2 separate regions of the Mus musculus genome follow, and region 1 is linked to region 2. A link is a loop called in an ENCODE intact Hi-C map of the cell type or tissue named here. Cell type or tissue: heart. All regions are shown on one strand. Links, peaks and the distances in the headings refer to the core of each region. The heading gives the core; the rest is flanking DNA. Region 1 overlaps Pecam1 (platelet/endothelial cell adhesion molecule 1). Region 2 holds the start of Pecam1 (platelet/endothelial cell adhesion molecule 1).

What was found. A loop is a pair of places that touch in the nucleus more often than their neighbours do. Peaks named below come from ENCODE experiments on the same cell type or tissue, not always from the same donor. Only the 100,000 strongest peaks of a DNase experiment are listed, where the experiment ranks them.
Region 1: a loop joins it to region 2, with 2.5 times the contacts of the local background. A loop is called at or near these places in 3 of 42 quality-filtered maps.

The regions. Positions count from the first base shown.
Region 1 is chr11:106,652,466-106,667,896 of GRCm38, forward strand. It overlaps Pecam1 (platelet/endothelial cell adhesion molecule 1), which reads right to left. Exons shown (of 16, transcript NM_001305157.1): 15 at 9,537-9,559; 16 at 1,748-2,697. The coding sequence ends at 2,668. Among named protein-coding and RNA genes, the nearest start is that of Tex2, 47 kb to the left of the region's middle. In heart, for the core only: no CTCF peak of the experiment used is centred there; DNase peaks (open chromatin) are centred at 5,776, 7,436 and 8,306; H3K4me3 peaks cover 634 bases; H3K27ac peaks cover 5,067 bases.
Region 2 is chr11:106,705,935-106,721,365 of GRCm38, forward strand. Pecam1 (platelet/endothelial cell adhesion molecule 1) reads right to left here and starts at 9,347. Exons shown (of 16, transcript NM_001305157.1): 1 at 9,085-9,347; 2 at 8,968-8,994. The coding sequence starts at 9,118. In heart, for the core only: a CTCF peak has its summit at 5,020; DNase peaks (open chromatin) are centred at 3,497, 3,907, 5,057 and 9,337; H3K4me3 peaks cover 2,847 bases; H3K27ac peaks cover 3,741 bases.

The DNA.
Region 1 (15,431 bases), core at 3,187-11,186, 53 kb before region 2:
AGGGTTTCTGTGCCTGCACAAACATCACGACCAAGAAGCAGGTTGGAGAGGAAAGGGTTTGTGCAGCTTACATTTCCACGTTGCTGTTCATCACCAAAGGAAGTCAGGACTGGAACTCAAGCAGGTCAGGAAACAGGAGCTGATGCAGAGGCCATGGAGGGATGTTACTTACTGGCTTGCTTCCCCTGGCTTGCTCAGCTTGGTCTCTTGTAGAACCCAGACCACCAGCCCAAAGATGGTCCCACCCGCAAGGGGCTGGGCCCTCTCACCTTGATCACTAATTGAGAAAATGCCTTACAGCTGGATCTCATGGAAGCATTTCCTCAAGAGAGGCTCTTTCTCTGTGATAACTCCATCTTGTGTCAAATTGACACACAAAACCAGCCAGTACAACCTCTTTTTTTTTTTTTTATCATTTTTTAAAAAGATTTATTTAATTATTTTACTTATATGAGTATACTGTAGCTGTCTTCAGACACACCAAAAGAGGGCATTGGATCCCATTACAGATGGTTGTGAGCCATCATGTGGTTGCTGGGAATTGAACTCAGGAAGAGCAGTCAGTGTTCCTAACCACTGAGCCATCATCTCTCCAGCCCCCATTCTGGCCATTTAATGTGGAGAAGAGACAGTGAGAGTTGAATGGAAGAAGGAAGGGGAAGGAAGACCCAGCGAAAGAGTGAAAGATGGTCCAGTCTTTGAGAGGGAGAAGCAGGAGGATCAAGAGTGTGGGGCTAGCCAGGCGTGGTGGCACACGCCTTTAATCCCAGCACTCGGGAGGCAGAGGCAGGCAGATTTCTGAGTTCGAGGCCAGCCTGGTCTACAGAGTGAGTTCCAGAACAGCCAGGGCTATACAGAGAAACCCTGCCTCAAAAAACCAAAAAAAAAAAAAAAAAGAGTGTGGGGCTAGCTTGGGCTATATAGTGAGTTTGAAGTCAGTCCAGCCCAGGCTGGACTAATTAATGAAGTGCACACAATGAGACCCTGTCTCCAAATAAAATAAAATAAAAATGACGTAAAATAAAAAACAAAGCGGGGCTGGTGAGATGGCTCAGTGGGTTAGAGCACTGACTGCTCTTCTGAAGGTCCTGAGTTCAAATCCCAGCAACCATATGGTGGCTCACAACCATCCATAGCGAGATCTAATGCCCTTTTCTGGAGTATCTGAAGTCAGCTAGAGTGTACTCACATATAATAAATAAATAAATCTTAAAAAAAAAAAACAAAAAAACCAAAGCAAAACAAAAAACTTAGCCGGGTATGGTGGTGCACGCCTTTAATCCCAGTACTTGGGAGGCAGAGGCAGGCAGATTTCTGAGTTTGAGGCCAGCCTGGCCTACAAAGTGAGTTCCAGGACAGCCAGGGCTATACAGAGAAACCCTTCCTCGAAAAACCAAAAAAACCAAACCAAACCAAACCAAACCAAACCAAACCAAAAAAAAAAACCCAAAACACAAAAAACCGAAAAACTTAAAAAGCATAACGGGGGTGGGGGAATGGGGGTGGGGTTGGGGTTGGAGAATAGGGAGGTTGGTGAAGCGCTTGCCTCACCATCATTAGGACCTGAAGTGGACCCCAGCACAGTGCAAAGGCTCTGGCTACCCAGGCTGTTGGTCCCTGTGAGATTCCACTCGGAGACAAGAGAACTGCTTGGTTCTCTGTGACACTGGACACACTGAGAGTCCCTAGGCCTACGTTTACTTTATTGCCATGTGCCCTGTTCCAGTAGATGACACTTGAATGCAGATAACTGAAGAGTAAAAATCAATTTTATTTAATACAACTCCCCTCAGGGGCCCTGGAGCCGGGTGGCTGAGGCAAACGGAGAAGGCGAGGAGGGTTAGGTATAGTACACAAAATGTCGGCAGCTCCTGCCCACCCACTCTAGCCCACCCTGGGAAACAGCTCAGACCTTAGGAAACCGTTTCTTTAGTGGGGAATAAATAAAGAAAAATTAGTGAGAAAAGTACATATTTCCTTTTACTATTAAAAAAATAATAACAGTTGTTGTAGCCAGCCATTTCTCTTCTTTGGGCCTTCGGCATGGAACGGAAAGGAAGATCAAGGTGCGCTTTAAGTGCTCGCTCCAGTTGCCATTGCTGGCTTGAGGTCTGTCTTCAAGTGACTGGCCATTCCACGAGCATTGCTCCCAGTCAGCTGGTTGACTTTGTGTGTGTGTGGGGGGGAAGGTCACACAGGGGAACCAGGCAAACCTGAGCAGCACTGTGTATTTCCAAAGATTAAGATCAACCCAGAAAGAAGAGAACAACAGAAACAAAACAAAACAAAAAACTAACCCAGTGATTGACAACAGAGCAGAAGGGGGCTTCTGTGCAGGAGGACCCACGGAGAAGTACTCTGTCTATCCGAGACACAACATTTCAGCCTCAGAATATTCCAGGGCATTATTCTCCTGGAACCTCCTTTCACCCCCCGAAACACAAGGAAGACAGGTCAGGCTGGCCATTAACTAGCGCCTCTGAGTCTCTGTATACCCAACATGAACAAGGCAGCGGGGTTTAAAATTGGATGGCTTGGCCTGAAGGATTACTGCTTTCGGTGGGGACAGGCTCATAAATACGTGCACAGGACTCTCGCAATCCAGGAATCGGCTGCTCTTCTCGGGACATGGACGACCTCCCAGGGACGTGCACTGCCTTGACTGTCTTAAGTTCCATTAAGGGAGCCTTCCGTTCTCTGTAAGACAGAAGACAAGAGTTAGGGTTACACCCTGAGGACTAGAGATCACCCCGGAGGAGAGAGGCATAAATTGAACCAGTACAGCACACGAGAACGCCAAAGGGGCTGAGAATGTGGGTGCTTGGGTGTAATGCTTGAGGTCTAAGCTGCATCACCACTACCACCACACATGATTCATGTCTGTAATCCCGGGACTCAGGAGGTAGAGGCAGGAGGATCACAACTTCAAAGTCCAGTTCTAGGCTATCCTGGATATTGGGGACCTCGACTCAAACATACAAAAGCACTGAGCTGTGCCACCATCCTTTGGGACTCCGTCTTCTAGGGCAGCTTCTGCTCCCCCCCCCCCCTATCTTCTTTTCTCTCCATGATTGCTCTGTAGAGGCTGTCGTCACTACCTCTACCTTCTTGCTGTAGTATCAGGCCACTGCATCGATACCCACGTGCACCCAGTGTGGTGTCCCATGGGTGCTGCACAGGGATCAAATGGAAGGAACCCTCAGGTAGGAGAGAGCTTACACCTAACTCCCTCTGGACCTGTGGCTAGCAGACACCTTCTCTAGTCTGCCTTGGTTTTGTGTTTTGAACCAGAAACTCACTCTGTAGCCTGGGCCAGCTCAGTGGTCCTTTGGTCTTAGCTTTCTCAGTGCTGGGATGGTAGACGTGAGTCACCAGGCCATCTTAGGTCCTTAGGTCAGCTTAAAAACTTGGTTAACTTAAAAAATGTGGCTGGGTGTGGTGGTGCACACCTTTAGTCCCAGCATCCAGCTGGCAGAGGGAGATCTTTGTGCGTTTATGGCCAGCCTGGTCTACATGGCCTGGAATTCCAGCTCTGAGGGGAGCACAGAGTGTTAGGGCTTTCTGGTTTCCAGTCTAGTGGAGAATATATGTACCCCAGGCTCAGCGAGAGAACCTGTTTCAAAGGTAGTCATAAGCAACAGCTAGCACCCTCTTTGCCTCATGGTCCTCCACACACAATCGTGTGGGCATACAAATCCTTTATAAAAAAAACGTTCAGGGCTGGTGAGATGGCTCAGTGATTAAGAGCACTGACTGCTCTTCCAAAGGTCCCGAGTTCAAATCCCAGCAACCACATGGTGGCTCACAACCATCCGTAATGAGATCTGACGCCCTCTTCTGGAGTGTCTGAAGACAGCTACAGTGTACTTACATATAATAAATAAATAAATCTTTAAAAAAAAAAGTTCTGGAGGGCTGGTTAAATGGCTCAGTAGAAAGGCTCGCTGACTGCCAAGCCTGATAAATTGAGTTCAGTCCCAAGATCCAGAGGTTGAAGGAAAAGAACCAGCTCCCAGAAGCTGTCTCTGACTGTTGAATGCGTGTGCAAACGAACATGTAACAAGAATTTAAGGAAAAAAAAATCGAGAGTGCATTGTAGTGACAGTTACATTATGAATGTGACTCGTGCAACTGAATTCTCTGTTTTTAAGTGCTGGGGAGGCATTGCTCCATCTCTGAGCCATACCCCAGCTCTTGAACGATACTACTTTACAATAATGTAGTGGTTAATTTTAGGTTGTGTATGTTCTACTGTAATAATAAAAAAAAAGTTAAAAAAAAAAAGCCAGGCGTGGAGATAAATGTTCAGAACACAGCACTTGGGGCCATCAAGAGTTCAAAGTAGGGCTGGCGAGATGGCTCAGTGGTTAAGAGCGCCGACTGCTCTTCCGAAGGTCCTGAGTTCAAATCCCAGCAACCACATGGTGGCTCACAACCGTCCATAACGAAATCTGATGCCTTCTTCTGGAGTATCTGAGGACAGCTACAGTGTACTTACATATAATAAATAAGTAAGTCTTTAAAAAAAAAAAAAGGAGTTCAAAGTAATCCTCAGAAGAACCTGGGCTGTCTTCATATGTGACCTGTCTCAAAAGAGCACCAAAATAGCCCCAAATGGTAGTCTGAGTCACCCACCACCCACTTCCTGGTTTCTGGACCTTTATCTGACCTAGTACAGATCTCTATCCCGAAGAGGACAGACTCTGTCCCAAGGATTTCATAGTCCACCAATGATTTTGCTTGTGTGTGTGTGTGTGTGTGTGTGTACAATGTGTGCATATTCAGTTCTGTGCTATGGGGTTCATGTGGAAATCAGGAGAGCCTCAAGTACTTTCACCTCCCATTCTGGATGAGATAAGGTCTCTCTCTCTCTCTCTCTCTCTCTCTCTCTCTCTTTCTCTCTCTCTCTCTCTCCCTCGTTTGTCAAGACAGGGTTTCTCTGTGTAGCCCTGGCTGTCCTGGAACTCACTCTGTAGACCAGGCTGGCCTCAAACCCAGAAATCCACCTGCCTCTGCCTCCCAAGCGCTAGGATAAATGCCTGCGCCACCACTGCTCAGCTGAGACGACGTCTCATATTGTTCCCTGTTGCTAGTTGGCCCAAGAGTTTCAAGGGGCTCCCCACGTCCCATCTCAATGCTGGGGTTACCAATGCCTGGCTTTTATGTGGATTGTGGGGTTGAATTCACGGCCTCACAATTGCCACACAGGTGATTACCCACTGAGCCACCTCCCTGCCCTTTATCAATCCCAGATCAACATTTCGATGAAGTAATTTGGAGGCATGGGGGCATCACATTCTGACCAGGACACTCCTGAAGTACTCAGAAGTGACCTGAACTGACTTCTAAGATTTTGTAAAGGGGAAAGAAATTTGCAAGCAGAGGAGCTGGGCAGGCTGGGAGATTCGGGAGCTGAGAGCCTTGCAAAAGGAGAGCCCTGAAGAACAGGAAACACAGGCCCACGGTTCAGAACCCTCTGCGGACCGAGGACACCTTGCTGTAAGTGGAACTTAACAGAGGTGGGGGCAAAAGAAGATGTAAAGGTTGCCTGGCGTCGTAGGGAACCTGTGGCCAGGCTGGCTGGCTTCCTGGACTCTCCATTTTGTTTGGCTGGGCCTGGGGCTTTTAGCACAGGATGCAGACCTGAGAGGCCCAACTAGGAGACCAAGACTCTGGCTCCTCCCTTGCCAGGATGGAACTGCACAAACGGGCCAAGCAAGCCGTGTGAGCCCAGAGCGCTGGAGGTTTGCCAGCACTGGCAGCTGCTGCCTGCCGTTTCCTCCGCTCTTCCAGGGCAAGGAGCTGGGATCCTCGTGTCTAGCCTTTCTGCAGGCCCCAGACCAAGTCTCTCCCCAGATGCCTCTGTTCTCCCTCTCTTAGGGAAAACGGCACTGGATAATGGGACCAAGCTCACAGACAGGAAGGGCTAGTCCATCAGCAGGGTCTGGGGACTTAAACGTGAAAGTTAACACACTCTCAGTGAGGAGCGGACTTGTTATGCTTTAGTCAGAAGCCAGCTGTCAGCTCTGGATCTGCCCTGCTTCTGCTCAGCTTGTGCTCCCCCCCCATCTCCCCATACCCCCTCCCCCCTCCGTCCCCCAGTAACCCCAAAGACCTTTCTGACTCCACCTCCTTGCCCGGGTCCCTGACTCCTACTTCTAAAGAGTTCTCAGGGTGAGCACTTCCAGTCTATCAGGAACGAGCTGAGTGTTCTCTTAATCCCTGCAGAAATGCAGGTGAGAAGTCACCCAGTTTGCAGATCGTGGAAATGGGGCTGGGAGAGATGACTCCGCAGGCAAGAGTGCACAAGCCTGAAGATGTGCCTGAGTTCTAACCTTGAAGCCCACAGGAGAGGGAGATGGACTCTCAGACATTATCCTGACTGCATCTCTCACACACACACACACACACACACACACACACACACACACACACAGACACCCTTTTTATAAAAATGGTAACTGATGAGAAGACGGAACCTTACATACAGACTAAGCAGCTAGTTAGGATAATTCTGTATATGGTTCTCCCAGGCCTATGTCAAGCTTTGGCTTTGATGAATCCTAGGCTTTGAGTTTCGTGTGTGTGTGTGTGTGTGTGTGTGTGTGTGTGTGTGTGTGTGTGTGTGTGTTGCATTTCAGAGCCAATAAAGTAAATCTCTTAACCGTATCCACTGTTACCAGAGTGCTTGAGGAAAAGATCATTAAAGGAGACAGTGGCTTTTTTGTGATGGCTTGAGTCTGCAGAGTCTCATTTAACCCTTAAGAAAATCCCAGTGGGCAGATGTTACTTCGTCATTTTCACTATCATTATCATCACTATCACCACCATCGCCATCATTATCCGCATCACCACTACCATCACCATTTCTACTTTACAGGCAGTGGTGCTTAGGTTTGAGGAAGTCACCCACAAGAAGATTGTAGAAGTGGGACCCCGTTCTTCAGCAGCAGCCTCAGCCCCACTCCTGAGCAGGTCCTGTGACAACTCATCTCCCTGCTGGTCCTGGGGAGTGGGGAAGGGACCCCATCACTGACACTGTCTTGTTCCCAACCGGTAAGAGTCAGGGGTTCTGCCCACCATCTGGAGACCTTCGCATAGGTCCAGATTCGAGCTCTTTCTTTTAAGCACAGGGTGTTCTCTTCCACGTTATCTGTCTGCGTGGGCCACAAACCCGGTTTATAAACAAGGCAAAAAATGGCAAGAGGAAAAAGTGAAGTCAGCCTGTGCCATTGGAGCAAGTCAAACAATACCAAGCTCGTAGCTGGCTAAGTGGCTGTCTCATTGTCCAGATATTTCCTCAGGCCATTAAACAAGCGAGGAATGATTGCCAGGTTTGATTTCAGGAAGGAAGCCCCTCCCATTTCCCTGCCGAGCAATTCAGTGTTCATTTTCTTCTGACCCACGCTGGCTGGTTATTAGGGAAGCGCTGCATGCTTCTTTCATAAACAAAAGTTATTTGCTTCAAGATTCAAAATTCACTTCTCAACGACTGGGAAGCCCTGAGTTCCTGCCAGATGGTTTTATTATTTTGGAGGTAGGGCTAGCCCAAGTACTGGGAGCACCCTGCGACCAGAGTAGACTTTGGGGGCTGAGGGAAAGCCATTCTGCCACTGGCCTGGAGTTCAGAGCCTTTGTCCAGAGAGCCCCTTTGGGTGGAAGACAAAGTAACTAGGTTGGTTCGGCAAAGTTCCGACGGCTGGCCCGCAGCCCTGCCTTGGGTGGCCACAGATACACACGGCCATGGGAACAGCCAGTGAACTTTTTTTTTTTTTTTTCTTAATCAGGGTCCTACTCTGCCTGTGGAGCAAGCTTGTCATTATTCTCACCTCTTGGGAGACAGTCACTTTTTTTTTTTTTCCTTTTGAGACAAGGTTTCTCTGTGTAACAGAGCCCTGACTGTCCTGGAACTCAGGGCTAAAGGATTGTAGACCAGACTGGCCTTGAACTCACAGAGATCACTTACTGCAGCTAAGCACCACCAAGCCTGGCTTGTGTCACTTCTTAACAGTGAGGACAAAGCCCAGGCCAGGGCTTTTGGAGACGTGACCTCTGTTTCTGCTTCTCAGGGATTCTGGATGCTTTAGCAAGGCAGGCCCCCCATTTCTTCGTCTATGAAACAGGCTCCCTTGCCCCTTCCACACAACAGTGCTCTCAGCAGCCTGGGTGGGTGCAGCTAGGGAAGCTGTTCACCTCATTCCTCTTCGCCTTAAACAGACAGCCTTCATCCCCACAGAGAATGTCAGCGCCTTCCTGTCTGTCCAGAGCATAATGAGCTCTGTTTAGCAAGAATTCAGACCCAGCAAAACAAAGGAAGCCAGGGCCCCACTGAAGGCTACAGAGAAGTCTTGCTGGAAGTTTCTCCCAGACCCAAAAGACCAGTTCAGAGGCCAGTTCCTTATTTTTGAAGATAATAGCTGCCCTGTTAACCCCTGTGCTGCTGGGTGCCCACAGACAGGCTGGGAACCGGAAGGCAGTGGGTTATGAATGGGTTGAACTTAAACCCCTTCCCTCCCTCCCTCCCTCCCTCCTGAGTTTATTGTACATCCTTTTGTGTGTGTGAGTGTGTGTGTGTGTGCGCGCGCGCGTGCGTGCGTGCGTGCACATGCCTGTGTACAAATGTTCCTTTGTGAGTGTGTCTACGTGCATATAGAGGCCAGATGGCAATCTCAGACGTCATTCCTTAAGAACCATTCATCTTTTTCTTTTCCTTTCCTTTCCTTTCCTTTCCTTTCCTTTCCTTTCCTTTCCTTTCCTTTCCTTTCCTTTCCTTTCCTCCTTCCCTTCTTTCAACAGGGTCTCTCGTTGGCCTTAGGCTCACCATGCAGGTTGGCAAGCCCCAGGGACCTGTCCTCATCTCCCCAGGACTGGGATCTCACATGTTTGCCACTACAACTGAAATTTTCACTTTGGGTTCTAGGATTAAACCCAGATCCTTGTGTAAGTATGTGGCCAACTGCCCTATCTCCCTACCCTTCCTCTCTTCATCTCTCTTCTCTTCCCCTTCCTCCTTCCTTTTCCTCTCCCCTTCCCTCTCTCACCAGGGACTTAGTATGCAGTCCAAACTGGTCTTGCACACAAGCTCCTCTCTCAAGTGTGTGTCGCTCACTATGCCCGAGACTCTTTCTTACTAAAAGAGCAGAAAGACTCCCAGCGACATGGGAGGATTCCCATGGTCCCTCTCCCTATATAGACTGAGCTGTAACGGTATAGACAGGAGAATCAGTACTGGAACTGGCTTAGACTGCCAGAGGATGCCACGGTTCCTGGTCTCAAATGGGCCAGGTTAGAACAAGGTGCTGGCGAGAATTAGTAGAAAGCAGACCCTGGACAAATTGGGAAATAGTTCGTTGTTCTATAGAACACCTTTGTAAAGCAACAGCAACAGCCACATACTGCAGTCCTGAAAGGGAATTCTGTAGCCAAGGAAGGCCTCAAACGTCCACAACACTCCTCAGTGTGGTGATTCAGGTATGAGCTACTACCAAGCTTCATGGGTGCATTTTTAACGTAGTGTGTGTGACGTGTGTACTTACAGAGTATCTGTTTTCCATGAGATCTGCAAAACAAAGACGGCACAAAGGTGAGCGTGCGAGGTAGGGCAGCTTCACACTGGATCTGCTGCTGGAAATGTGCAAAGTGGCAAATGGCAAAGGGGGGATATAGAGGAGGGTTGGGGACGGGACAGAACACTAGTGTATAAGGGGGTCTCAGGCCATCTACTGATGGCCTTTTGTCTCTAGGCAAGCCCCTGGGATCTTCTCAGCCATGAGATAGGCATGTAGAGTCCCTGGAACGTCATTTGACCTTTTTGTGTGCTAGCTTTGATTTTTGTTTTTTGTTTTGTTTTTTTTTTAAGTAGGGCTTCATGTAGGCCAGGCTAGCCCTTTAACTTACTATGTAGTCCAGGATAACCTTGAGTTTCTGAGACTTCCATTTCCCAATTATAGGCATGAACCACCACACAGTTCATGGGGTGCTAAGAATGAAGTCCAGGGCCCAGTGCATGCTAGGCAAGCATTCTACCAACTACACCCCCACTGTGGCTTTTCTTTTCTTAAAGACAGGAGCTCTTTATGTAGCCCTGGGTGTCCTTGAGCTATCTGTTCAAAACTATCCAAGGTATCCTCAAACTCCCAGAAATCCACCTGCCTCTGCTTCCAGAGTGCCGGGATCGAAGAAGTGCAGCTTCTTGTGTGGCATTTTAAAGATTTTTAATTAGTAGAGAAAAATAGAAAACAGAAAATTAGAAAGTTGCAAATAAAAGTGATCTCTGCTCCACCCTCCACCCACTTTTGGTCCCTTCCACTGTCCCCTAGCAGTGTTCTGAGTGGACTGTTGGGGAGGGTCAGGGGAAGTTAGGGCGATAGGCCTGTGATGTGTTCCACCCCATCCTTTCATGCAGTGTGGTTTTGTAAGAACTTTCATAACCTTTCTTTTTCTTTCCTTTTGTTTTCTTTTCTTTTTTTTTTTTTTTTTTTTTTTTTTTTTTTTTTTTTTTTTTTGGGTTTTTCGAGACAGGGTTTCTCTGTGTAGCCCTGGCTGTCCTGGAACTCACTCTGTAGACCATGCTGGCCTCGAACTCAGAAATCCACCTGCCTCTGCCTCCCAAGTGCTGGGATTAAAGGCGTGCGCTACCACACCTGGCTCATGACCTTTCTTAAATGCCACTGTCCAAGTAGCTACACCGTCAAGTTAAGTGGCTACACAGCTGATTGCTTAACCAGGTTCCTAACTTTAAAAAGCTAGGTTCTGGGGCTGGAGAGATCGCTTAGTGGTTAAGGACACTGGCTACCCTTCCAGAGGTCCCAGATTCGATTTCCAGTACCTACATGGTGGTTCACAACTGTCTATAATTTTAGTCTTAGGGCATCTGACACCTTCTGCTGGCTTCCTCAGGCACCAGGCACACACATGCTACACAGACTCGCACACAGTCAGAACCCCCATACACATAAACAAAACTTAAAAACAAAAGAGGTTCTGTCCAGGATTTTGCTGTCTTAAGTAAATAATGTTGCCAATATCTTTGGCAGCAAATCTATTCTCACAGTTGATTTTACACTGTCTGCCCATTCCTGGGAGTAAGGATGGAAGGGGAGGAGGTGGAAGAGGAAGAGGAGAAAGAAGAAGAGGAGGAAGAAGAGTAGGAAGAGGAGGAAGAGGAAGAGGAGGAGGAAGAGGAGGATGAGAAAGAAGAGGTGGAGGAGGAAGAGGAGGAGGAGAAAGAAGAAGTGGAGGAGGAGAAAGAAGAGGAAGAAGAGGAGGAAGAGGAAGAAGAAGAGGAGGAGGAGGATAACTCAGGCTCTTGGCATCCATGGCCAAACTGACTAAGAGCAGAGCCTGCAATTTCCCTTTCCCATATGAGGCTCAAGTTGACGCATCCTTTTGTCAGAATGCACACTGTGCCCGGCTGCCCAGCCAGGCCACCGTTGTTATGCCCATGGCCTCTGACAAAAGCCTGGAAGTGGAGAGAGTGAGAGAGCAGGAAGCTCTGCACGGAAGGATCACATCACTGCCTGCATCACTGGAAGAGGAGCCTCACCACCAGATGGGAGGCTGGGGTAGGATTTGCCTCTTCGCACAGAGTCAGACTCTCCCGCCCATCCCAGGGACTGACTCTGTGTTGGGGCTGATTCTCCAGGTCTGGTGGAAACAGCAGCAATGAATACCTCATGTGCTCTCTGGGAAAAAAGTTCCCATGTGCTGGGGGCAGGGTAGGGGTGGGGACAGGGTAGGGGGTTAGGGGTTGGTGGCTGCTCTTACAGATGGTAAAGGTCATGGCGAGAAAGCCAAGAACAAGGGTGCAGGCCAGCTGGTTAAGTGCTTGCCTGGAACACATGGAGCCCTGGGGCTGACCCCCAGTATCATAGAAATTGGTGTGGCAGCACGGGGCTTATAAAGTCTGGTGTTAGGGAGGTGGAGGCAGGAGGATCAGGAGTTCAAGGTCATCCTCAGAGAGAGAGAGACAGACAGACAGACAGGCAGAGACACAGAGGAAGAAGAGGTGGAAAGATAGAAGGCAAAACCAAAAAATCCTAAGAAACAAACAAACAAAAAACCCTTTGAGCCTTGTGTGGTAGCTCTCTTTGTAAATCCAGCAGTCAAGCTGCCAGGCAGGGGGATTACCAAGAGTTCCAGGCTCTGTCACAAAACAACAAACAAATAAAAACCTGCTTTCCCCAAGTCTACTTCCCCTTCAAACCCTGTCATATAATATTCCATTGTTCCTAGTTAGAGGGAACAGGAACCGCTGTCCCAAAGGGGCCCCTCTTCTATTCTAGCGGGACAAAGGCAGTTGGCCTCTCAAAAAATCTGTACATCAGCCCAGGCACCGAGCAGCCACTCTGTCAGCCTCCACACACCGAGGGAGGCCATGACAGCTCCTCCTGGCCCAGGTCTCCACAGGGGAGAAGAACCCCATGTCCCGGCCTCCCCCACCCAGCCCACGTTCTCCAGAAGCAGAAACAAAATGTGACGTGTTAAAACTCTGCATGGCAGCCAGGCATGGTGGCGCATGAACACCTTTAATCTCAGCATTGGGGAGGCAGAGGCAGAGGCAGGTGGATTTCTGAGTTAGAGGCCAGCCTGGTCTACAAAGTGAGTTCCAGGACAGCCAGGGCTACACAGAGAAACCCTGTCTCGGAAAAACAAACAAACAAACAAAAAACAAAAACAACAACAACAACAACAAAAAACCACACAGGAGCTGGTGAGATGGCTCAGCAGTTAAGAGCGCCGACTGCTCTTCCAAAGGTCCCGAGTTCAAATCCCAGCAACCACATGGTGGCTCACAACCATCCGTAACGAAATCTGATGCCCTCTTCTGGAATGTCTGAAGACAGCTACAGTGTATTTACATATAATAAATAAGTAAATAAATATAAAAAAAAAAAAAACAAACCTCACAAACCAAAAAACAAAACTCTGCATGGGAGAAGGCAAGACTGATGGCAGGCAAGTCTGGGCCCACTTGGAGACTGTTTCTTTGGTGGGTAATGTTACACGATGGGGCACGGCGTAAGGTACTTTCCCCTCCTGCGTGTTCAGGCAGGAAGTGCCACCCTGGCAGTACCTGCTGGCCCAGCTGGCTTTGGGCCACACAGGATGGGTGGGAACCAACTTTCAAGTGTTCTTCTCTCCCTTCAGAGGACTTAGCCAGGACCCCACCCCCACCCCCACCCCTGCTCCTATTTTTTCCTTTTTAAATGTAGAAACAACAGAAATTTATTGCTCAGAGTTCTAGGAATGGGGGGAGGGGGTACAGGGGGAGGGAGGGCAAGATGAAGCCCAGGGCTCAGAGACCAGAGAGTGTTCCACCCTTAGACATGGTGGCTTCCTGCTGAGAGGCCTCTTCTCCTTAATTTAAATTGATGTAGGGTCTAATCCTGGCCCAGTCTAGCCTCAGATTTGCAGCAATCCTCCTGCCTCAGCCTTTCAAGTGCCATGATGTCCAGGTCAGGTTCTTTCTTGATGGTACTTCCTGTCATGGCTATCCTCTTGGTAAGGGGCAGTAAGGAATGTGAGAAAGATGAGGGATTTCTGCCCACTCGCTTCCCACCGCCCCCAGCCCCATTCACACATCCTGAGCTGGGTCTGGTGGTGCACAACTGTAATGACACCATTTGAGAGGCTGCCACAGGAAGGTTATGAATTGGAGGTTAACTGAACTGTCTTAAAGAAAAGGAAAGAAAAGGAGATGGGGTAGGGAGGAACTGGAAAAGAAGATGAAAGGAAAAGATCCTGGAAGTCTGAATTCCACACAAAGAGAAAGCAAGGGTGAAGAGGGGTGGAGTAGCTGACGCTTGGGTGGGGAGTGGGGGTGCCCAACTGATACAGAGCTGGGGCTGAGAGCAAGACTTGGTTTCCTTTACAGGCCAGAGGTGTGGGTGGGACCAGGTGCCCTGGTCAGCTCCTGAGGTGGACACAGAGAAAGCAAGAGCTGGTGTCTGAGGGAGCTCTCCTGGTGGACAGGCATAGAAGCTGGTGTCCTCTAAGCCAGGGCTTCTCTGTGTTCATCCTGCTGACATTCTGGGCTGGGAACTCTTGACCGAGACTGACTGTACCACGAGATGTTTCATAGCATCCCTGACTCCTACTCACCAGACTCATCAGGACTGCTCTCCCTACACCAGGTTGTAGCAACCGTGCATGTGTGCTGAGCTGGGGGTGTGACTCAGTGGACAGACATCTAACTGGCAGGCCTGAGGTCCTGCGGGCCGACTCTCCAGCACTGCAGGCCACCACCATGAAACGAAACCCCCTAGAGCTCAGGCATATCACAGATTATCCCGCATGAAGTCTGAGGTCAATGGAGTCCAGAGTTAAGTGACAGACAGAAATGTATACAGCCTCGGCCTGGCCTACTCTCTCTTACAGTTCACCGCTGTGCCCTGAGAGACACACACTTAACGGTTCCCTCTTCTGGTTAAGGTGATTCATTCATAAACTGGAACTAGAGCCACTGACTGAGGCTTGTGAATTCTAACCTCAGGAAAGTAATATAAAAGAAGACGTAAAGGCTTAGAGAGGTGGCTCAGTGGATAAGGACACTGACTGCTTCTGCAGAGGACCCAGGTTCGAGTCTCCGCACCCTTGTGGCTACTCACAACTAAACACCCGTAATTCCAGTCCCAGAGTATCTGACTCTGTCTTCCAGCCTTTGTGGTACCAGGCACCAACGGTACATACATGAAGGTTTTTGTTTTTCTTTTTCAAGTCAGAGTTTCTTTTCTTTTTCTTTTTCTTTTCTTTTCTTTTCTTTTCTTTTCTTTTTTTTTTTTTTTTTTTGAGACAGGGTTTCTCTGTGTAGCTCTGGCTGTCCTAGAACTCACTTTGTAGACCAGGCTGGCCTCGAATTTAGAAGTCCGCCTGCCTCTGCCTCCCAAGTGCTGGGATTAAAGGCGTGCAACACCACGCTCGGCTAAGTCAGCGTTTCTTTGTGCAGCCCTGGCAGTCCTAGAACTCGCTCTGTCCTCGAACTCACAGAGATCCGACTACCTCTGCCTCCTGAGTGCTGGGATTAAAGGGGTATGCACCATAGCCCGGCTAATATTTTTTAACTAAAAGGGAAAATAACTTTTAGAATGCTGAAAGATTAAGTTTGCATCTAAGCGACAAGGAAAGACCCAGAAATGTGACTCAAGGGCAGATACTCAGGAGGACTGGCTTCCATCCCCAATATCAATCAATCAATCAGTCAATCATGGGGTGGGTGGTGGTGACCATCAACAGCATTGGCCTCATTCCTCCACGGAAACTGAAGATTAAACCAATAACATAAAAAACAAAACCCACAGATTACTGCTGAAGAACGGCCTCTTACTTGTTCTGATTACAACCAACGCATATTCTTTCCTTCCCTTTGGCCTCTCTAGATTTGGCTCCTCTCTTGCTCTCTCTCTCTCATTCTCTCTCTCATTTGAATAGGG
Region 2 (15,431 bases), core at 2,914-10,913:
TGCAGGACAACTATAGGAAACACTACAGGGGCCTCTCCAGGCCAGGCACTGTCCACAGTGCTGAGTGGGTCAACAACACGCCCTCCGCCCCCCCCCCCACTTCATAATAGATGCAAAAGAATTAAGATCAAACAAAACATTACATACTGTTACTGTTCATACTATTGTTCCTTCCGTTGTTCGTTTTTATCATGTGCATGTGTGTATTCTGCATATGGGTTTATGTACATTAACGCAATGTCCAAGGAGACTAGAAAGGGGTGTCCATTCCCTGAAGAGGAGCTAGAGTTATGGGCAGTTGTAGCTGCCCAACATGGCTGCTGGGCACCCCTCCTCTGCAAAAGTAGTAAGAACTCTTAACTCTTGTGCCATCCCTATCTTCCCTTCCCTACTGTCAATCCAACCAGCCCAGTTCATCAGTTGGAATCCCAGGAATGCTTCCCCAAAGGGAATTCGGTTCCACCTAAATAAAGACATGCTAGAAGGGACTTGTCTTTCTTTGAAAGGAAGTCTCCGGCCTCCAGGCAGCTGTGAGCAGCTATCTGAAGCATCCCACCCTACAACTCCGGCCTTGTCATTTCCCTCCTTTTCTATTTCCTCTTCCCCCTGATAGTGATCAAAGTCTGGAAGGGGATACCCTGAGCATCAGCCTCCGAGGCCCCCATGCTCTCTGCCTCGCTGCTGCCCGCTACCCCCCATTGCAAAAGGCATGGCTTGCTCTCTCCTTCATTCCCCTGAAATTTTATAATTTGGCTGTTCTGTCATTTTTCTCAAACTCGAACTGTCCTCTAGGTTTAACCAAAAACAAAAAAACCTCAATTAAAGCACCAAGTGTGGCTTTTTGTTGTTTTTGAGACAGCAACTCACTATCTTGGCTGGCTTGGAACTGGTAAGGTAGATCAGGCTGGCTTCGAATTTACAGAAATCCACCTGTTTCTGCCTCTTGAGTGCTGGGATTAAGAGATGTGCCACCACACTTGGCATGTGTGGATTTTTTTTTAAGATTTATTTATTTTATGTATATGAGTACACTGTAGCTGTCTTCAGACATACAAGAAGAGGGCATCAGATCCCATTACAGATGGTTGTGAGCCACCATGCGGTTGCTGCGAATTGAACTCAGGACCTCTGGAAGAGCAGGCAGTGCTCTTAATCTCTGAGCCATCTCTCCAGCCAATGTGTGGCTTTTGTAAGGAGGGTGGTATTGACACGGCTGATTTCTTTGACACACATCCACTTGTGTAACACGCACCTGGATCACTGGGAGGAACCTCATGTCGCCACTCAGCCAGCAGGAGTATCACAGGACGGAAGAGGGGGAAACCTTGTAGAAAACTCAAGAGGCCAGGTGCTGTGGCACACACCTCTAATTCTAGCGCTCCGGAAGCAGAGAAGAAAGAACTGCCAAGAGTTTGAGGCCACTCTGGGTCTACAATGCAAATTCCAGGCCAGGCAGGATTACACAGTGAAACCCTGCCTCAAGGGGAGATGGGGGTGCGGGGAGAGAAATGGCTCGGTGATTAAGAGCACTTGTTCTTGCAGAACTAGGATTTCATGCACTGACATGGTGGCAGCTCACGACCATCTAATACACATGAAGAATAAATAAATAAAAATAAAAATAGGGCCGTTGAGACAGCTTAGCAAGCAAAGGTACTTACTGCTGTGCCTGAGTTTGTGGAATCCCAGGACCCACAGGGTAGAAGAGAATTAACTCATGCAAGTTATCCTCTGACCTCTAAAAGCACCTCACAGGCTGCACACAAGCTCAGGCACACACACTAAATAAACATGCATTCAAAATTTTAAATAAAGAAAATTTCCCAAATGAGCCAGGCCAAGCCCTAACGGAGAACATAACCAGCTTCGATAACGTGGCAGCCGCTCTGCCCTAGACAGCCTCCAAAACAGCCCTCGGCCCTGTTACATCTCCCACATGACCATACCAAGGCTATCACAGGACTGACTCCCCCAATGGAGCCAGGACACTCCTCCTGATGTTAGTGTACAGCTTCCATCTAGTCAAGCTCTCTCCTCCAGGACCTCAGCCCTGGGTCAAAAGTCACATCCTGCAAGAGCAGCTAAGAAGGCGGTGTCTCACAGGATGATGAACGGAGGCCTTCAGTGTAGCCACAAAAGTCAGCTCAAAAGCAGACACCCAGGCTTAGTCAGCCTTCGTGGAACAACTTTGACCTTGACCAAAAGGGTCTATCATCACAAGATTGTGAGCCAGAGTTACCCACAAGACTGGGTGAGGTGCTGAGTTTATACTACTTCCAGCCAGAGTCTTGGAATAATTCAAGATTTTAAAAAAGATATTTGTTTATTTTAAGATAATCTTGCTATGTAGCTCAGGCTAGCCTTAAACTCTTCACAATCCTGCCTTGGTTTCCCAAGTACGGGGACTACAGTGTGAGCTGGCACACCCCTCTCCCAGCCCCTTTCATTTTCTGTTAACACAAAGATACTGAGTTTGGCTGGGCACTCCCCACTCTGTAACCTTGGCAGCCCTAGAAAGTCCAACCTCCCAGGTTCGGCTCTCTGAGGAAGCACTGCACTGAGTGTTTGTTTGTTTGTTTGTTTGTTTGTTTGCGACAGTGTTTCTCTGTGCTGTCCTGGAATAGTTCTATAGAGCAAACTGGCCATGAACCCACTATGTAGCCAAGGATTAGGTAGGATTTTGAACTTTATGGTTTTCCTGTCTCTATCTCCCAAGTCCTAGTGTTATAGGCTTGTACCACCATGTGTGGCTTTAGGGATCAAAACCAGGGAGCCACACATGCCAGATGAACTCTGAGGCATATCCCCAGTCCTGTTCTTTGGTCTTTGATTTTGCAAAATCAAGCAAACAGGAAAATAATACAGCCAGCAGATCTTGAGACTTCTCCACGTCTATAAAACAGAATTCTTACTCCTTGCTATAAGAAAATAATATAATAATAATACAGCCAGCAGATCTTGAGACTTCTCCATGTCTATAAAACAGAATTCTTACTCCTTGCTATAAGAACATGCCCTCCGAGGAGAAGCACACTGAAACTGCACAGAGGTCTCACCAGGATACAGGACTATTCACGGCAAGGGGGGGCCCAAGGCTCTAGGTGTGCACAGTATTGGAAATGTCCCACAGACCTCCTGTCAATGGACAATGCCCCCACCCCCACCCCATGCTCCTCATCAAGCCTCAAACTGTTCAAAAAAGTCAATGGCCAACAGGGCACAGAACAGCCTAAAGAGATCTAAGAGAGGAGGGTCTACAAACTGGAGTTCCAGGACATCCAGGGCTTCACAGAGAAACCCTGTCTGGGGGGTTGGGGGGGGGGGAGGAGGAGGGGTACAAACAATGTTAAATACTAACGGTTTAATGAGGGGGCTTCCTTCCCAAATTAAGGTCCTCTTAGTATGATGAGCCACCCCCAGCCACCTGGCTCTCAACCTGGAAATGACTCAGAGGGGAAGAGGAACTACCTACCATTGTCAGGAAAATTACAGAGCTCCTTGGAAGCCCTGAGGCACTTCCTTGCTATCACAGGACAGGCTGGCCCATCTGCCCTGGGGACTCTCAGGCATCTCCAAGTTCACTTCAAGTTCCCAGCCATGTGACATTTATCCAACTGTGCCGGGTACTGGGGGGGGGGGGGGTCCAGGAAAAATAAGAAATGACTCCTGCTGTTTGAGCGCGCAGGCTGGTGGATAATTGGCTATAACTCAGTTATGCAGAGAGGAAGGGATTGCCCGGGAGAGGGCAAGGACTGCGTGCTGGATGTGCGGGGGCGGGGGGAGGGGAGGATCGAGTCCACTGGGCCAGCGGCAGGCCAGCTGTTGGGTACTCCAGAACACAGAACAGCGTGTATCAGGAACAGGAGCATAAAACACCTGTGCACTCTGGGCGTGGCCAGTTTCAGGAGCGGAGTGTGGGAGAGAAGGGGTCAGGTGGGTCAGGATGGTAATGCCAGAAGTTACCGGAGTTCTAGAAAAATCACCATGGCCTCAGACTCCATGCCAGTGAGCAGCCAGGGGCTAGTGAGTAGCCAGGGGCGGATCAGATGGAAACGGCGGGGGAGGGGCAGGCAGGTGGGCTGAGCTAAGAGAGTTCTCCAAAGAACCGAAAGGGCTTCATCTCTAGAGTGATGGAAACCTTCTAGAACTATACGAGGCTGTACGTGCTCTAGATGTCAATGATATATTTTAAAGGCAGGCAAAGTGGCACACGCCCTTAATCCCAGCACTGAAGAGGCAGAGGTGGGCAGATCTCTGACTTCCAGCCCAGCCTGGCCTGCATAAGCAAGTTCCAGGATAGCCAGGGCTACATAGTGAGACCTTGCCTCAAAAATAAATAGATGAATACAGATTTAAAAAAAAATAAACTTTAGATTATATTTTACCACAACTTTTCAATGCCTAATTTGATTGACTATGGGACCTGAAAAATGGGAGACAGTTTGCTGGCTACTGATAATGTCAGGTAAAAGAGTGAAAAAGGAAGGCTTTGCTTCTAAGGGGAAATCTGAAGGCCTGGCAGATAAACATACTGCAGGCTCAGGATTAAAGCCTGAGGGTCAGGGGAGAGACCAGTATGACGGAGACATGCAGAAGACAGAGACTGGCTATGGAGACACTGTAACCCGGAGGCTCTAGAGACAGGAAAGGAAGGGGCTGGGCAGAACCAGTCTCCCTTGAGGGCAAGGAAAGAGGGTTTACGAGGGAGAGGAAACGGAAGGAAATCCTTAGTCAGGAGAGCAGGATCCCCTTATGATCTTTAGACAAGGGCAGCAAAAGTTACGGGATGGAAAAGGCTTGGCATCAGGTGGTCTTTGGTGGAGCTGAGATTCCAGGCAGAGAGGCCATGACCAGAGGAAGCAGAGGTGGCCATTCTAAACTAGCTTCAGAGGTCCACCGAGAGTGGAAGTAACTGGGGGCCAGGGCTGGGGGTCCTTGTGGTGAAGGAGGTATAGGCTCAGGTCCAGGTGGCCCAGCAGGGGCCTGGTCAGCTTGAGGGAATGTGCCTGCGCTCTGACACGGGAGGGAGCCAGCAGGATGGGTGGGAAGGCAGATTAGCCAGTGGCCAGGACTAGGCGGGAAGTCCAGGGAGTTCCCTCCAGGCAGAGGCAGGCTGAGGTGGACCTGAGGCCTGAGAAAAAAAGAGTTACGCTTAGCAAGAACCTGACTTGTAGAGTGGGGGAAAATAAACTAGAAAAACTGCAAAACCTACATTTCACATACTCCACTTGGGTAGCCTAGGAAGCAAGACACTGGCTTGCTTGCTTATCCCTAGGGTTGACCCTGCAGAGCTCAATCTCAGTGGCCTAGATGGAAAAAAATATATATAGCAGGGATCAGAGGGGTCAGCAGGCGCCTCATTAGGCCTACTTCTACCTTGTGGAGCTGATGCAAGAGGGAAATGGTTCTCTAAACTAATCAAGGGGCCCTTCCCATCTCAAAGCCCCCATGAACTCACTCACAGGCTGCAATTTTTTTGTTCTAGTCTGTATAGGGATGTCAGCACCTTCCTTCGAAGGCTGAAGGTGATCACCAAAGCACTGACTAGTTTCTCCTTCCACTCCTCCTCCCCCTCCCCCTCCCCCTCCCCCTCCTTCTCCTCCTCCTCCTTCTCCTCCTTCTCCTCCTTCTTCTCCTTCTCCTTCTCCTTCTCCTTCTTCTTTTTTCTTCCTCCTCTCCCTCCTCCCCCCTTCTTTTTGAGACAGGGTTTCTCTGTGTGTAACCCTGGCCGTCACAGAACTCTTTTTAAGTATTTTTACGCTCTGAACTTCCCTCTCTACTAAAACAAGAGGTCCTAGGAAAGCCCTCCCAATGGCTCGCTCGCTACGGCAAGCGATAGGGCTCAACACCCTCAAATGATCAATCGGATTAAGGAAGACCTAATCTTGCTACAACAAACCAGTCATCCTACCAAAATCAAATAGATACACTGGCTGCAGTGTCCTCCAGAAGTGTGGATGACTAGGCTTAATGATGCCTTCCAAAGCAAGGCATCTGTGCCTTCCCAGGGGAAGAAGGCTATTTCTAAGCAAACCAACATGGTGTACTATGGGAAAATGGTGAACAGTTCCTAGAAAGACTCCAACAGCAAGGAAGGGTAAGCAATGTCCTCCTTGAGGACACCTGGACTACTTGGGGGCCATGGTCACCCCCTTGGCAGACTCAATCATTATGGTTGTACTAACTTGGCTCTTTGGTCTCTGTCTTTTCAACTGTCTCACCAAAAGTTCTTTCAACGGGTCACTCGGCCCTTCATGGCTAAAAACTACTAACCACTATCTTGCCTGGAAGGGACCTTAGCATGCTCCTTCCACCACTGGGACTGTCACCCCACTCTAGCTGGAAGAAGCCCTCCCTCCCAAAACTACAACCCTCCCTCTGTACCCCTGCCTTTGCGCTCTCTCTCTCTCTCTCTCTCTCTCTCTCTCTTTCTCTTTCTCTTTCTTTCTTTTGTTCTTCTGAGACAAGGTTTCTCTGTGTAATAGCCCTCCCTGGCTGTCCTGGAACCTGCTTTGTACACCAGGCTGGCCTCCAACTCACAGAGATCTACCTGCCTCTGCCTCCCAAGTGCTAGGATTAAAGGCCTGTGCCACCATGCCCAGCTCCACCCCCTTCTTCTTTTTACCCTTTCATATTTGGGAATATATTATATAATAGCCTCAGGCCATGAGGAATTAAGTCAGGCTGCACTGGGCAATAGTCCTAGCCATAAAGAATGGCTCCGCCCCAGCCTGACTGGTCAGCTCCACCTGCAGAAACAAGGTGCCCAAGTATCAAAAAGAACCCACCCTGCTTCCAGTCCAACTACAAAAAAATAGCTGTAACTTCCTGGTAGTGATGCATATACACACATGCACACACACACACGCACCCCTACATATGCACTACGTGTGCACATACACACACACATCCCCAGCCCCTCATCCTTCATCCCTGGGGAAGGTTGAGGCTCCTTCCAGTTCCAACAAAGCAACTTCAGTCTATTGCCTGCTTCTCTGGGCCATGTTTCTTACAGCAGATGTCTTGTGAAGCAGAGAGAGAGACAGAGACAGAGACAGAGACAGACACAGAGATGGGAGACAAGCTATGGGGATCTTGAGATGCAAGAACCCTCTAGGGCTGGCAGGGCAGAACCCAGACAGGAGACAGAGAGTGCTGGGATGTAGTTCAGTCAGTAGAGTGCTTGCCTCACATGCTTAAAGCCCTGGGTTTGACTGCCAGTGCTGCATAAACCTGGTGTGGTGTGTGCCTATAATCTCAGCCCTTGGGAGAGGAAAGTAGGAGGACCTGAAAGTCATTGTCATCTGAGCTACACAGTGGGTTTCAGGTATATGACACCCTGAGGGCAAGAGAGAGATGGAGTGGGGATAGGGGGCACGGAAGGGTACAGAGCAAATAGGGCACAAATTTAAACTATAAAGGAGGGCTGGGGTGATTGCCCGGGATCATTTACTAATCCTATAGACAGCACAAATGACTCCTCCTCCCTTACTCCAATCTCAACTTTACCCTGCTCGAGCCACCAGGTCTGTGGGTGGTTTCCATTTTATAGTCAGGGGAAAAAGGTCCCAAGAAGCAAAGCCAAGCCGGCTGAGTGACACCAGGCTGGGGAGTATTGGGGAGGCTAAGGCAAGAGGAGTTAGAGTTAGTCCCTAGGCAGCCCGGGCTACACAGTGGGTTCAAGACTACCTTAGCAGTGTGAGACCCCAGTCCCCAACCAGAGCAAGCTAAGTAAAGCCAAGCACAAGCCCCAGAGAGATGTCTGGGTTCCAGGGAGCGGAGGCCGTAGTGCTGACAAGCCCTGACATTCTAGGCTGAGTCATGTCTTTCTGAGGCTCACCCATCCCACCCTTTAGTGGGGATGACTTGAAGACAATACACAGTCTGTCTCCAGGTGTTGCCAAGGGAGCCAGAAGCCTAAGGAATCACAGACTCACAGACCACAGCCCTCCCCACCCTGGGGCCACAGCTCCATCCCTGGCTCAACTCAGCCCTGTCACGTTCTTCAGCTCAAAAATGCCTGCAGCCCAGCATCCCTAGTCTTCCCACACTGGAATAACTTTTGACTGAGCCAGTGTAATCTGTGGCCTTCTTCCTGACCCACAATCCCTGGGCTGGGCTGAGCCTCTTCCTTCAGAGTCTCTGATGGACGGAGCGAGACAGATCCTCTTAATCTGAAAAATTCGGAGGTTCCGAATCAGCTCTCGAGTGGATGATAGGTCTGACTTTAAAGACAGGCAGAACCCTTCCCCACAAGCAAGCTCAGATAGGAGCGGAGCCTCCCCGGTGGGAGGGAAAGGGGATCTGGCTGGTCCTTTTTGTTACTCTCTTAGGACAGAGGGAGTCCTGACACCCATTTACTGTCTGCTCCTTCAGCCTCCATAGTCTGTCAAGTCAACTGAGTCTCATTTGTAAATTAAAACAAGTGAAAGGAAAAAAAAATACTTTTTTAAGTTTTTATTTTTTGGGAGTCGGTTTTGTACTGTTTCACGTAGTAGCTCAGGCCTCCCTCAAACTCCTATGGAGCCGAAGCTGGACTTCACTACTGATCTTTCTGTGTCTGTTTTCCAAGTACTGGGATTACAGACTCTAAATCCAAGCGAATAAAGAGAAGAGTTTGAAAGTAAACAATTAGAGGCATAGTATGATGTAAAAAGAAATAGCTTATGACAGAAAGACCACAAACATATAAGGAATCATATATATACATATATACATATAAGGAATTTTTTTAAAAAAACCCATCTCTCCCATTCCAACAAACAGAAACCCACCAAGATGTAAGACTGGTGTTCAGCAATTTTCTCCTACACCGCTGTCTCTAATACACACTCTTTGAACCTTGATTTAGAACAAGGCTTTGAGAGTTTTCTTAGTTGTTGTAAACACCAACCCTAAGCAGTCTGACATGAGTTAATTTCAGAAAAGACACAAAGAAGGAAGCCATGTGAAAATACCAGGACTTACAGTTTTCCTCAGCCTGGAGGCTTGCATCTGGAAGAGAAAGAAAAAGAAAGCCAATCTGTTGATTTCACGAATTCAAGTCTCATAAGAAGGGAAGAAGGAAGCAGGTTAGAAACTCACAGAGCACCAGCGTGAGTCCCAGAGCCAGGAGCATCTTGTCTGCCGACTGAGGCCCACCTCAGCTGAATCCTGAAAGACTTCTGCAGACTGAAGCACTCAGCTAGTTCTGTCTTCCGGCCATGCCTCAGGGGCAGAATTCTCTTGCCTGCCACAGACCAGAAGCCTGCTGTGTGAAAAGCAGAAACAACTCTGACAACCTCTCCAGGCGCGCAGAGACCAGCTCTGGTACTTGTCAGGTAATGGCGGCCATAGCTGGAAACCAAGAACAATGAGGTCTGGGCTGGCCTGATATCTCCTCAGGAAATGACTGGCCTTCCGGAGGGACCACTGAACCCAATGGCTTTGTCTAGAAGAGGAGAAAACAACAACAACAACCAAAAAAACCCACAAGTAGCATTTGCCTCAAAGTTCTTGCGCTTCTAGCCTCATCTGGGTTTGGGGACTTCTTCTCCTGACAGGACAAGGAGGTTTTATTTCCACTCAAAAGTGCTTTTGTGGGATACCTAGCAAGACCTGTTTGCCTTTCCTGTGGGCTCCCTATGGGGGCTGTATCCATAGAGTGTAAATCTGGGCCTCCTATCCTGCACTGGCCAGCTTCTCCGACAATATGCAGTCCTTGTGAGGAACGCTACTGGTGGCTCAGTAGAAAGAGGGATTTTCTTAAGCCGCTGCAGTGGTCCCTGATCACCGGCTTAGTCACCAAAGGAGCCCCTTTGGCTGTTTGTGTATGTGTGTTTGTGTGTGTGTTTGTGTGTGTGTGACTGTGTATGTATGTATGTATGTGTGTTTGTGTGTGTGTGTGACTGGGTGTATATGTGTTTGTGTGGAACTGTGGGTGTATGTGTGTGTCTGTGACTGTGGGTATATATGTGTGTGTAGTACACACTACTTTCCCCACTGCCAATTCCCAACCTTTCTTATTAAACATTTATTTATTTGTGTATGTGGAAGTAGGGTAGAATGCATGTGTACCACTATGTATTGGGGGGGGTGTGTCAGAGGTCAACGTGTAGAAATTCTCTCCTTCCATTATGTGAGTCCCAGGATCAAACTTAGATCATCAGACTCGACAGCTGGCACCTTTCTCCAGTGAACCGTCCTGTCCCCCTTTCATGCATGTTCATGAGAGAATGAATACATTTTGAGGGAGGAGTGTCTGTGTGCCTGTGTGTGCTTGGAAGCCAGAAGAGGCGATTGTCACGTTCTCCAGAGGTGATGGGACCTGAAATCCAGTCCTCATGATTGCTCTTAATTGCCAAGTCATCTCTCCAGTCCCCAGCTCACCCCTTCTCCCTCCTCCCGACACCCTCCTCCCCTACCATCGGGCTAACATTCCCTTTTCCCTCCCTTCATCCCTTCCTTCTTTATTCTGACCCAGGGGATGGCTAAATGGCAAGATGCCTTTGAACACAACCCTCCCATCACAGACAAACACCCGAGATTGCAGATGTGTGTTTAGCCTTGCCTCCTACGGAATTTTCTAGACTATAAATTGGTTTCTCTCCCTTTGATGTTTGAAAGGTTGTAACATTCTCTGGGAAAAGGCAGACCCCAGGCCTCCCTTACCCAGTTCTTGCTCACCCCCTTGCTTCCCCCTCTACCTTGGAATCATACCACTTCCTTCTTCGCCCTGAGCTCTAGTTGCTAAGGTGTTAAGTTCCCAGAATGCATCACATGCCTTTCTCATTGCTGCTCGCCTTCCTCTCTTCTTTTCTGACTAATCGTTACTCAGTTTCTCCTTACTCATCAATTTCTCTAGAAATGTCCCCACTCTTTCTCAAACTGAGCTGACTTCCTCCACGTTCCTTTGCCTCCCCAGACTTCTTCCTGTCAGATCCTTCCTACCGCATGTAGCAATGGCTTATTCTCCTCAGACAGACCAAGACCTCCTTGATGCCAGAGGAAGTGATTGGTTTTGGTAGATCAAGAAGCATTAGTCAGGGAGCTAGAGAGATGGCTCAGTGCTTAGAGCATTTCTGCCAGTTTTGAGGACCAGAGCTGGCTTCCCAGCACCCATAGCAGATTGCTCATACTACCTATAACTCAGAGGAGCCAGTGCCCCCTACTAGCTTCTAAGAGTATCACCACACATGGCAGATATCATGCACACACACATGTACACATAAATAAAAATAAAGAGCTTCCCAGTGGCGGATGTCTTTAATGATAACACTCAGGAGTCAGAGGCCAGTGGATTTCTGAGTTCAAGGCCAGTCTGGCCTACAGAGCAAGTTGTAGGACAGCCAGGGCTACATGGAAAAGCTCTGTCTTGGGGGGAAAAAAGCATAATAATAAATAGAAAAGCATTAGCCAGAGACCAGGGCTGCAGTTCTGGTAGAGCGCTGGCCCACCATTGATCACCACATAAGTCAGGTATGGTGGCACATGTCTGCAAATCCTATTTGGAAGCCTGATGCAAGAGGGTCAGAGGTTAAAGGTCTTTCATGGCTACATGTTTAGGTTTACAGACCAAGGTTCAGAAGACCCTGCCTTAAAACAAACAAAACCACAACAGTCAGGGATGGCAGCACACACCTTTAATTCCAGGGTTCTGGTGGTAGAGGCACATAGATCAATCTCTTTGGGTTCAAGGACAGTCTGGAGTTTGGGCCAGGGTCACATTGTGAGACTATGTCCCAAAACAATACAAAAGTAATAATAATAATAATAGACCCAAGGAGCAGTACTTTGATGCTTTTCCAGGCTAGTGATGGCAACTACTGTATTGTCAGAATTTGATTATTTCTGCCTTAATGGTTTCTGCCTACCTGCTTATCTGTCTTCCTTCCTTCCTTTCCTTTCCTTTCCTTTCCTTCCTTCCTTCCTTCCTTCCTTCCTTCCTTCCTTCCTTCCTTCCTCCCTCCCTCCCTTTCTCCCCTCCCTCCCTCCCTCCCTCCCTCCCTTCTTTGTTTTAGGAACAGGATTTCAGATGGCTTTGGCTAGCTTGAGCTCCTTGCTTCCCTGACCCAGCTGTAGCAACAAGCCCAACCTGCCACTTTGTTTCTGAAGCGCCATCCTTCAGGGCTTTCAGGGGTCAACAAAGACACATTGCAGTTGAGGACTAGTCTCTTGCCTCACTGTAAGAGCCACAAAGTGATGGTTTCCAGCTAGAAAACCATCCTTGCTCTGACTGGTTTGAAGAGCTGGTAAAGAGCCCTTCCTTCTTTTCTTCCTTCTCTCTTTTTGTTTCCTCCTCTTCTTTCATTTTGTTTGTTTGTTTTTAAGATTTATTTATTTTATGTATATGAGTATACTGTCGCTCTCTTCAGACACTCTATCTAGAAGAGGGCATCAGATCCCATTTCAGATGGTTGTGAGCCACCATGTGGTTACTGGGAATTGAACTCAGGACCTCTGGAAGAACAGTCAAGAGTCTGAGTCACCTCTCCAGCCCCAGTTTTTTGTTTTTGTTTTGTTTTGTTTTAGACAGGGTTTCTCTGAGTAGCTCTAGCTGTCCTGGAACTCACTCTGTAGACTTGGCTGGCCTCAAATTCATAGATCCTCTGCCTACCTCTGCCTACAGTGCTGGGATTGAAGATGTGTCCCACACCGCCCAGTTTGTTGTCAGGAGTGCTGAGATTAAATCCTGTTCCATCATGACCACCACCATGACCAGCTGTGGCTACATGTTAAAAGATAATAAGTTGAAGAGGACTCAGAGGGTAAGAACCTTTGCTGCTCTTGCAGACAGGGCCCCAGTTTGATTCCTAGTTCCCACACAGTAGTGCACAATCAGGAGCTGACACCCTCTCCGACCTCTGTGGTCACCAGACATGCAGGGGATACACATACACACCTGCAAGCAACATACTCATACCCATTAAAAAGTAAAAACATAGCCGGGCCGGGTGTTGGTGGCGCATGCCTTTAATCCCAGCACTCAGGAGGCAGAGGCAGGTGGATTTCTGAGTTTGAGGCCAGCCTGGTCTACAGAGTGAGTACCAGGACAGCCAGGGCTACACAGAGAAATCCTGTCTCGAAAAACCAAAAAACAAACAAACAAAAAACAAAAAAACATAGCCAGGCGCGGTGGCGCACGTCTTTAATCCCAGCACTGGGGAGGCAGAAGCAGTCGGATTTCTGAGTTCAAGGCCAGCCTGGTCTACAAAGTGAGTTCCAGGACAGCCAGGGCTATACAGAGAAACCCTGTCTAGAAAACCCAAAAAAAAAAAAAAAAAAAAAAAAAATGTAAAAACATTTAAAAATAGTAAACTAAGGGACAGAGAGAGAGCCAGGAGAGGTGCTTGCCACCAAGCCTGATAACCTGAGTGAGTCTGAATACACAACAGGAGAACCTAACTCCCACCTGCTCTCCCCTGATCTCCACACAAGCACAGTGATGTGCCCGCCCCTTCCACAAGAAACAAACAACTACAAATTTTAAATTAGTAATGAATTAAGTTGCTTCTTGTTTGGGTATGATCTTTTTCTACCTTCCTTCCCTCCCCTGTTCTTACTGAAGCCCTTGTTGGAAAGACAGGCAGGGGAGGCTGCCTACAACTGTGTTGACGCATCAAGGGTCTGACCCTACACTACCAAGAATGAATGATGTCACTAGACTGGACTAGATCCCATCAGGTCCCATTCTCTTCCTCCCCTCCTCCTCCTTCTCTTCCTCCCCCTCCTCTTCTTCCTCTCCCTCTTCCCTCTCCTCCCTCATTCACCTGAAGAAGTACACATGGTCATCTCTGTGTGTTGTGCTCCTGCCTACAAGGGCACAGGCCCATGTCACACCTAGAAAGCTGCCTACTGGCTTAAATGTCTGATGGCAGCCTTTCTGAGGAGCTGCAGTGGGTGGGCTGGGGGAAAGAGGACAGGGCAGGTGACAGACCCCTGGTGCGGGCACCAGGCCAGGCAGACCTCCATCCACTTCTAGGCTATGGTGACAATAAACATGATTCAGAGCCATGAGCCCCCAGCCTGTGTCCAAAGCTCTACTGAACCTTGGGAAGTGGCTGTGGAGGACTAATCCCCTATCCACAGGCATCGGACACAACCCGGCCAGGGTTTATGCCTGCAAGAGTGTGCAGGACAGAGAGTTCTAGTCTCTCCTCTGCGGTTTAAGGATGACCTCACTCCTTACCTAGAATGGAGTTAAGATGACCATCTACCCACTGCTTGCATGTGTCAGGAAGCTCCCATGAGAACTAGCATTCGTAAGCCACTTAACCCTCAGAGGGCACTGTCAGTCAGCTGGACACTGGAAACCGTGAAGGATTTCAAGAGTTGAAATCAGGTAGACATGAGTCCTTACGGCTCTCATGCAATGTCCCAAAGAAGGCAGGGGAAGGGGGCAGAGGTACTGGGTGATACAAATTGATACAAGTTTTAAAAAATTGATACAAGTTTAAAAAAAAAAAACGGTGAGATTTCCTCTGTAGAAATTGTAGAGACTGAGGAAGAACAGGTGTCCTGTGACGTAGAGGAAGAAGAGAGGTTATCTGACCTGGTTAAAGATGCCTAGAGGCAGGCATCTGCTTACCTCTGCGGCTGGACCCAGAAGGCTCAGACACACTTGGAAGGCTCAGACACACTGTAATTATCTATTGCAATCTATTGCACTGTAATTATCCCTGCAATCAGAGGGTTCAGGGGAACAAAGTTCATCTTCAGAGGGTGGGTATCCTGCTTCCAAATGGCTTCTGGCCTCCTCTTCGGATGGCTCTTTTACAATGTGTGTGTGTGTGTGCTGTGCGCGCACACGTGCACACATATGTTTTAACACACACGATTTTTCTTCTTATTTTCACAAGAATAAATATAGGAGCCTGGGGTATGGCTGCCTGGGACTCTTCTCACTTTTGAGCATTTATCTCACCTTCTCTTAATAAGTCTTGGGGACGCCTTACTTAAAAAGACGGGGGCTGGAGAGATGCTTCTGCAGTTAGTGTGCTTGTTCCTGCAGAGGATCCAGGTTTAGTTCCCAGCACCCACATGGAGGCTCACAACTGTCTGTCACTTCAGTTCCAGGGGATCCCGTGCTCTCTTCTGACTTCCATGAGCACACGCTGTGTATACATATACCCAGGCAAACACTCAGACACATTTTTTTTTTTAAAGCTAAGTAAGTCTTAAAAAAAAAAAAAAAGCCAGGCAGTGGTGGTGCACACCTTAAAACCCAGCACTGGGACTCAGGAGGGCCTTCATGTGCTCAAGGCCATCCTTGGCTGCATAAGTTCCGTCTAACTTAGCCTGAGCTACAGAGGGAGGCACTGCCTCAACAATAAAAAAAAAAACAACCACTGTAAATTAGGGTTTAAACAAGTGAAGGCAGCCAGGCAATGATGGGGTGTGGGGAGAAGAGGAGGGGGCCAAAGGAAAAAGAGAGATGGCTCAGTGTTTAAAAG